Linked DNA regions of Mus musculus: region 1 is linked to region 2. The links are chromatin loops, found by intact Hi-C in ENCODE. Cell type or tissue: left cerebral cortex. All regions are shown on one strand. Links, peaks and the distances in the headings refer to the core of each region. The heading gives the core; the rest is flanking DNA. Region 1 overlaps Tmem154 (transmembrane protein 154). Region 2 overlaps Fbxw7 (F-box and WD-40 domain protein 7).

Evidence for each region. Hi-C counts contacts between places; a loop is a spot of excess contacts. Peaks named below come from ENCODE experiments on the same cell type or tissue, not always from the same donor. Only the 100,000 strongest peaks of a DNase experiment are listed, where the experiment ranks them.
Region 1: it touches region 2 in a loop (4-fold over the local background); 10 of 42 quality-filtered maps call a loop at or near these places.

The regions. Positions count from the first base shown.
Region 1 is chr3:84,691,404-84,694,220 of GRCm38, reverse strand. It overlaps Tmem154 (transmembrane protein 154), which reads right to left. Exons shown (of 7, transcript NM_177260.2): 6 at 1,669-1,726. Among named protein-coding and RNA genes, the nearest start is that of Tmem154, 27 kb to the right of the region's middle. In left cerebral cortex, for the core only: a CTCF peak has its summit at 1,221 (motif pointing left); a DNase peak (open chromatin) is centred at 1,219.
Region 2 is chr3:84,888,491-84,891,307 of GRCm38, reverse strand. The region is part of intron 3 of Fbxw7 (F-box and WD-40 domain protein 7); the gene reads right to left. Among named protein-coding and RNA genes, the nearest start is that of Gm40080, 11 kb to the right of the region's middle. In left cerebral cortex, for the core only: a CTCF peak has its summit at 1,431 (motif pointing right); a DNase peak (open chromatin) is centred at 1,452.

The DNA.
Region 1 (2,817 bases), core at 171-2,670, 200 kb after region 2:
ACAGGAGCGTTCCCTGTGAATTCATTCTACTTTCGCTACCATACGTCTGTGGAAGTCACTAGAGAGATGGGTCAAGAGCTGAGACTGGGTGGCCCAGGACTCCAGCACAGCTTCCAGAGAGCGGGATGAAGCCCTGGCAGGCATCCCGTCAAAGCCAGATGGTTCCAGGCCCACAGAGGAATTCGGATATTCACTTGCAAAATGACAAGTTCACATAGAGCTCCAAACAGATATGGCCTTTTTGTCTCACAGGCGGCTTAGTTCAAGAACCAACCTCTCTATATTTAAGAAAAAAGATTTTTAATCTTTTAATCTTTGTAACCCGTCAGGGTCGTTTTCCACAGGGATGGCAGTAATTTCAGAGTGGGAATCAAGGATATAAAAGTACTGACATACAAGTCATAATGTAAACACAGTTTGCAGATGACCTGTATTGACCTATGCACTGTCTCATTAGGAGGGAAAGGTTAAGATATGTGGAAAAGATTTCTCCATAATGTCCTTTGTCCTATAACCAGGGCATTCTTTTTCTTTCTTTTGCCTTCTTGTTATTATCTGGAATCTCATTTAAGTAAGATAGAATATTTTTCAAATTCATAATGAACTGTAACATATACAAACCCCCAAGAGGTAACATGGCCGTAATTGCTAAGAGTGGGCTTAAGGGTCAGAGCTGAGGCTGCCCTGGGTAGGACCGTGTCAGTCCGTGACACAGAGAGATGCAGTGTGGTGAACTATTAGCTAATATGTCAGGATTCTAGAATAAATGCAGAGACAGAGACCCCAAAGGAAAACCTGACCACTAGTCTTTACTTGCAGGGCTGTGGCCTCAGGGCCTATGGTGCTATATGACTGCATCTGTAAGCATCTGCAATGGGTGAACAGGTAACGTGTTTTCACGGGTATCCGTTGTGCTCTCAAACTTCGATCTGTGCGCTCTAACACAAGAGTCCCATTGCCGTCACAGCTCAACTTCTCTGCTGTCCAGTCATCTTTGTTACCCCAACAGGTGACTTGGTGACCCCCAAACTATAGTCATTCTCCAATTCCTTCCTGCTCTTTCCACATACCGAGCAAACTGTTCTTTAATCAGAAATCCCCCAAATTCACTCATTTCTCTCCTCACAAAGATCACATCATTTAAATAATACTGTCAAGTGCTAATAAATCACACTGGTCCCAAGGCACTAAAATTTTCTATCAGGCAGAGCCACCTAGTGGCAGACTGGGATATGTTATTAATTTTCATTTAATTTCTCTCTGATACTAATCTAGACCAAGAGGGTTAGGGTTCTTTGTTTGTTTCTTGCTTTATAAAATGTTCCTCTTAGGCACAATTATTGAAAACCTATCTGTCTGGGCTGTTCCCTCCTTCTGTTTCCTTACCAAACATCTATCTATCCAAGGTAAATAGCTTCCCGATTCAATTTGCTATAATCAGCAAATCTTAGGACTAAGACAAAAGTCAGTTCAACAGCGTCTCTTTGAAACCTCAAGAGCTACTAGGATGCTTTGTGTTTTCCAAAACACGATTCCTGACTGCACATTCCTCCCTGTAAACTGACATATTAAATTGCCAGGCACAAAGAGGTCAAAGAAAATGCTGTGCTGTGCTGTAGACGGGACCCTCTTCCACCCTTCCCCATCCCTGAGAGACATCACAAGTACCTTGGGCTGGGGTTTGGTTCCTTTTCTTCCTTCAAAGTAGGTAAACACTCATAGTCGGCTAAGACAGAAGCAAAGGAAATTCACCGTTAGTCACCAGAATTGCTTTTTCTACCCACAAAACTGACAGAGTTGGGAATAGACTGCGCCTCTGTGCGGCTACCTGTGAAGAAATGGCCCCACTGGGGAGTTCTAGAGGTTCAAAGATTAATGACACCGAGGCTCCTGAAACGGTAAGAGCACGGATCACGCAGATACAGGGCTGCAGTGTTCCGTGCCCCTATTGAAAGGGCACACAATCCATCACTGCTTGCTCAGTCCGTCCTCTGGACGCTCACAGTGTTCTGCAAACCAGAATATGCATCTTGGAAGTGAGACGCAGGACTGAAATGGTGTACCTCAGGTCCTACAGTGCCTGCACGACAGCTCCACAGCAGAAGCGTCAGGAAGGTGGGGAGGGACCTCCTCTTCTTTCTCCTCTACTACATCATGTGTGTGTGTGTCTGTGTGTCTGTGTGTCTGTGTGTGTCTGTGTTTCTGTGTCTGTGTGTTACGCCTGGGTAGCCATATGCACACCCAAGTATGCTCATGTGCTCATTAGCTCTACACCCTAATTTTTGAGGCAGGGTTGCTCACTGACAATTTAACACCCTCTTCTAGACACCATGAATGTACGTGAATGCTAGTAGTTGCACAGACTGTGAACATGCACATAAATAAGTAAGTCTGTCCTAAAAAATACAAACGATTGGAGAGATCATCCAGTGGTCAAGAGGGTTCCTTAATACACAAGCATCAAGGACTTGAGTTCAAATCCCCAGCACCCTTGTAAAAGCCTCGATGTAGCTGTGCATGCACATAAGTCCCCTCAGTGTGTGTGCGCGCGCGTGTGCGTGCATGCACGTGTGTGCACACAAACAGGGGAGTACAGAGTCAGAGACATCTTGCTGTCCAGGCTCAGTGAGGACTTCTCAAAGAGTGTGTTAGAGAGTGGCACCAGATGTTTTTCTCTGCACAGAAGCATACACACACAATACATGCATATACCACAAACACACACACTCACAATACATGTATACACCACAACTATAACACATACAAATATGAGTAGTATATCTAGTGAGTTTTATCAATTTCATATGAGCATCAAGA
Region 2 (2,817 bases), core at 243-2,742:
AGTATTAATGAAATAAAGTCTTCTGAGAAGTGTTTTCTGAGAGCACAGAGAAGCTGTGCTCCAGAGGCAACAAAGGTTGTACCTCATGTTGGCAGCCGGACATAGGAATATATGAGTCACCCAGACGATACAAGTTTTAAAGATATAAAGGGGTCATGGAGAGCAGCTGAGGTTTGGCACTGGGAGCGGCCAGAAAAGGCCATTGGTGAGGGTGCCGCCTCAGTGGCAGTTGAAGGCCCAGAACTGAAGGGGCCTTCACAGAAGTTGAGGCTTGAGTTTTGGAGATGCCAGTACCATGGGATGACTACCAAGAACAGCAGCAGTGGAATGGAGCCAACCAGAGCCTAGAAGACAAGCTGTGTGTACTGCAAAGGGCAAAACTGAAGAAGTGACCCAAGCCCTATGAAGGTGTCCAGAAGATTATGAGTAGATCCTAGACACTGGACAGTTGGAGTTTGATTTTGATTTGACTGTGACTGTGCCCTGATTTTTTTTTTCCTCTTGAAGTAAAAAAGTATTTTACTGGAGTCTACAGTTAAGACTTTGAATCCACAATTCAGACTTTGTCTTAAAAGACTTTGGATTTTAAGAAACTGGCTATTTTAAAGGGACGGGAATTTTAATGTGTTTGAATTTGTAAAAAATGAGGGAGTTTAAAGTTATAGATCTGGAGATGATTAAGAAAGGAAAGATTATAGCTTACTAGTGATGGATGTATGTGTCAAGTTGACACAGGGTCAGTTGTACTGACTGGTTTTATGAGGTAAGAAATGGTAAGAAATACTGTGATTCTCTTACAAAGAGTTCCATTTGTGTAGAGATAAAATAACAGTGTCTTAATGAATCATTAAAATAGATCCTGTTTGTAATAATCTGTATTTTTCACACAAGAAATTTTCAGAGTGTTCAGGTTACAGAACAATACTTCTGCACCAACCTAACAAGGCAGCACTTGTAAGCACTCTCCAACTTGGAGGCACCAGTTTCCATACAGACAATGCTGTGTTGGTCACAGCTTGAATTCAGTGGAGGCTGCAGAGGATTTTATCACTAACCTCAGCCACTTGTGTAACTAAGAGGACAGTAGGGGTGGTCTCTGGTTTCCATGTGCGTTCGAAGGATTGATTAGTGTGCAGCTCTTTAAGTTTGAGTCCATTTTCTTCATTCCAAGTTACTCCTTTTGTCTAGGCAAAAATCCAAGCACTAATTCAAACTAAGAAAAAGAAAAGACAGAAAATACTATCCATTACCTACACTAGCAATTAAGGAGTTATGGAACAGAAAATACTATAGATCCATTTCCTTAATCTACCAACCAAGATACTAAGAATACAGAAAATATTAGCAGGTACAAAGCCAGTTTTATGTTCCAGTTGGTAAATGGGTAAAGATGCTTCCATTTAACCAGCAAGCAGTCAGAGTGCCCACTCTAACACTAGGGGGCACATTCACCTAATCTAGACTCTGAGATAAGTATTCCCAGGCAGTGGAACAGGAAACAAGTTCTTAGGGCTGCTGGTCCAGAGGCTTAGCTGGTGCAGGTTATTTCTAAGTCACTCGTATAAATCTGTCTTCCACCACAAACAAGACATAACTTACAACAGCAAATAGTACCATCTGTGACTACTCCTTTTGTGGAAAAGCTCCCTCCTAAGATTAAGACAGTGACAACTTGTGATGGTTTATATATGCTTGGCCCAGGGAGTGGCACTGTTTGGAGGTGTAGCCTTGTTGGAATAGGTGTGACCTGGTTGCAGTAGGTGTGTCACTGTGGGTGTGGGCTTTAAGTCCCTACTCCTAGCTGCCTGGAAGTCAGTATTCTGCTAGCAGCCTTCAGATGAATATGTAGAACTCTCAGCTTCTCCTGCACCACACCAGCCTGGATGCTGCCATGTTCCTGCCTTGATAATGGACTGAAACTCTGAACCTGTAAGTGAGCCCCAGTTAAATGTTGTCCTTCTGAGAGGTGCCTTGGCCATGGTGTCTGTTTACAGCAGTAAAACCCTAAGACAGAAGTTGGTACCAGGGATTGGGGCACTGCTGTGATAGGCTTGACGATGCTTTTGTTTGGAAGAATGTGGATTTGAGACTTTGGGTTTGGGAAGCCAAGGAATGCTTTAAGTGGGGCTTAATGAGCCAACCTAGTAAAATATGGAAGACTGGTGCTGAGGGTCATTTGAACTGTTTAGGCATGCTAGCCCAAGAGGTTTCAGTGGAGAAGAACTTTAATATGTGGTGAGAGACTGTTTTGTGTTGTTTTGGTGAACGTGGCCATTGTCTGAAAAGACTGCCTAAGACTAAGACTAAAGAGATTTATAATAATTGCATTGACAAAGGAAGTCCCAACAAAGCCCAACAGACTTTGTTCTCTGGTTAAGTCTGATGAAGAACATTTGAACAAATGTAGCAAGCTGAGAAAGGAAAAATACAAAATATAAAGTTTGAGTACTAAAGGGACACCAGGAAGTGAAATGGAGCTGAATCCTGTGCTCAAGGAGATTAATTTGAATTAAGGGAGAAGTGACCTTGGGGCAAGATTCCACCCATCTAAATTTAGGTCCAGGTGTGGTAGTACAAGCCTTTAATCCCAGGAGGCAGAGACAAATAGATATGAGTTGAAGGCCAGCCTAGAACAGAGCAAGTTCTAGGTAAAGAAAAACTTAAATCCAGGCTTGGTGGACCACACCTTTAATCCCAGTGTTTAGAAGAAAGGCATGCAGATCTTTCAAAGTCAGTCTTGCACTAGCAGCCTTCAGATAAAGATGTAGAACTCTTAGCTCTGCCTGCACCATGCCTGTCATGTTCCCACCTTGATGA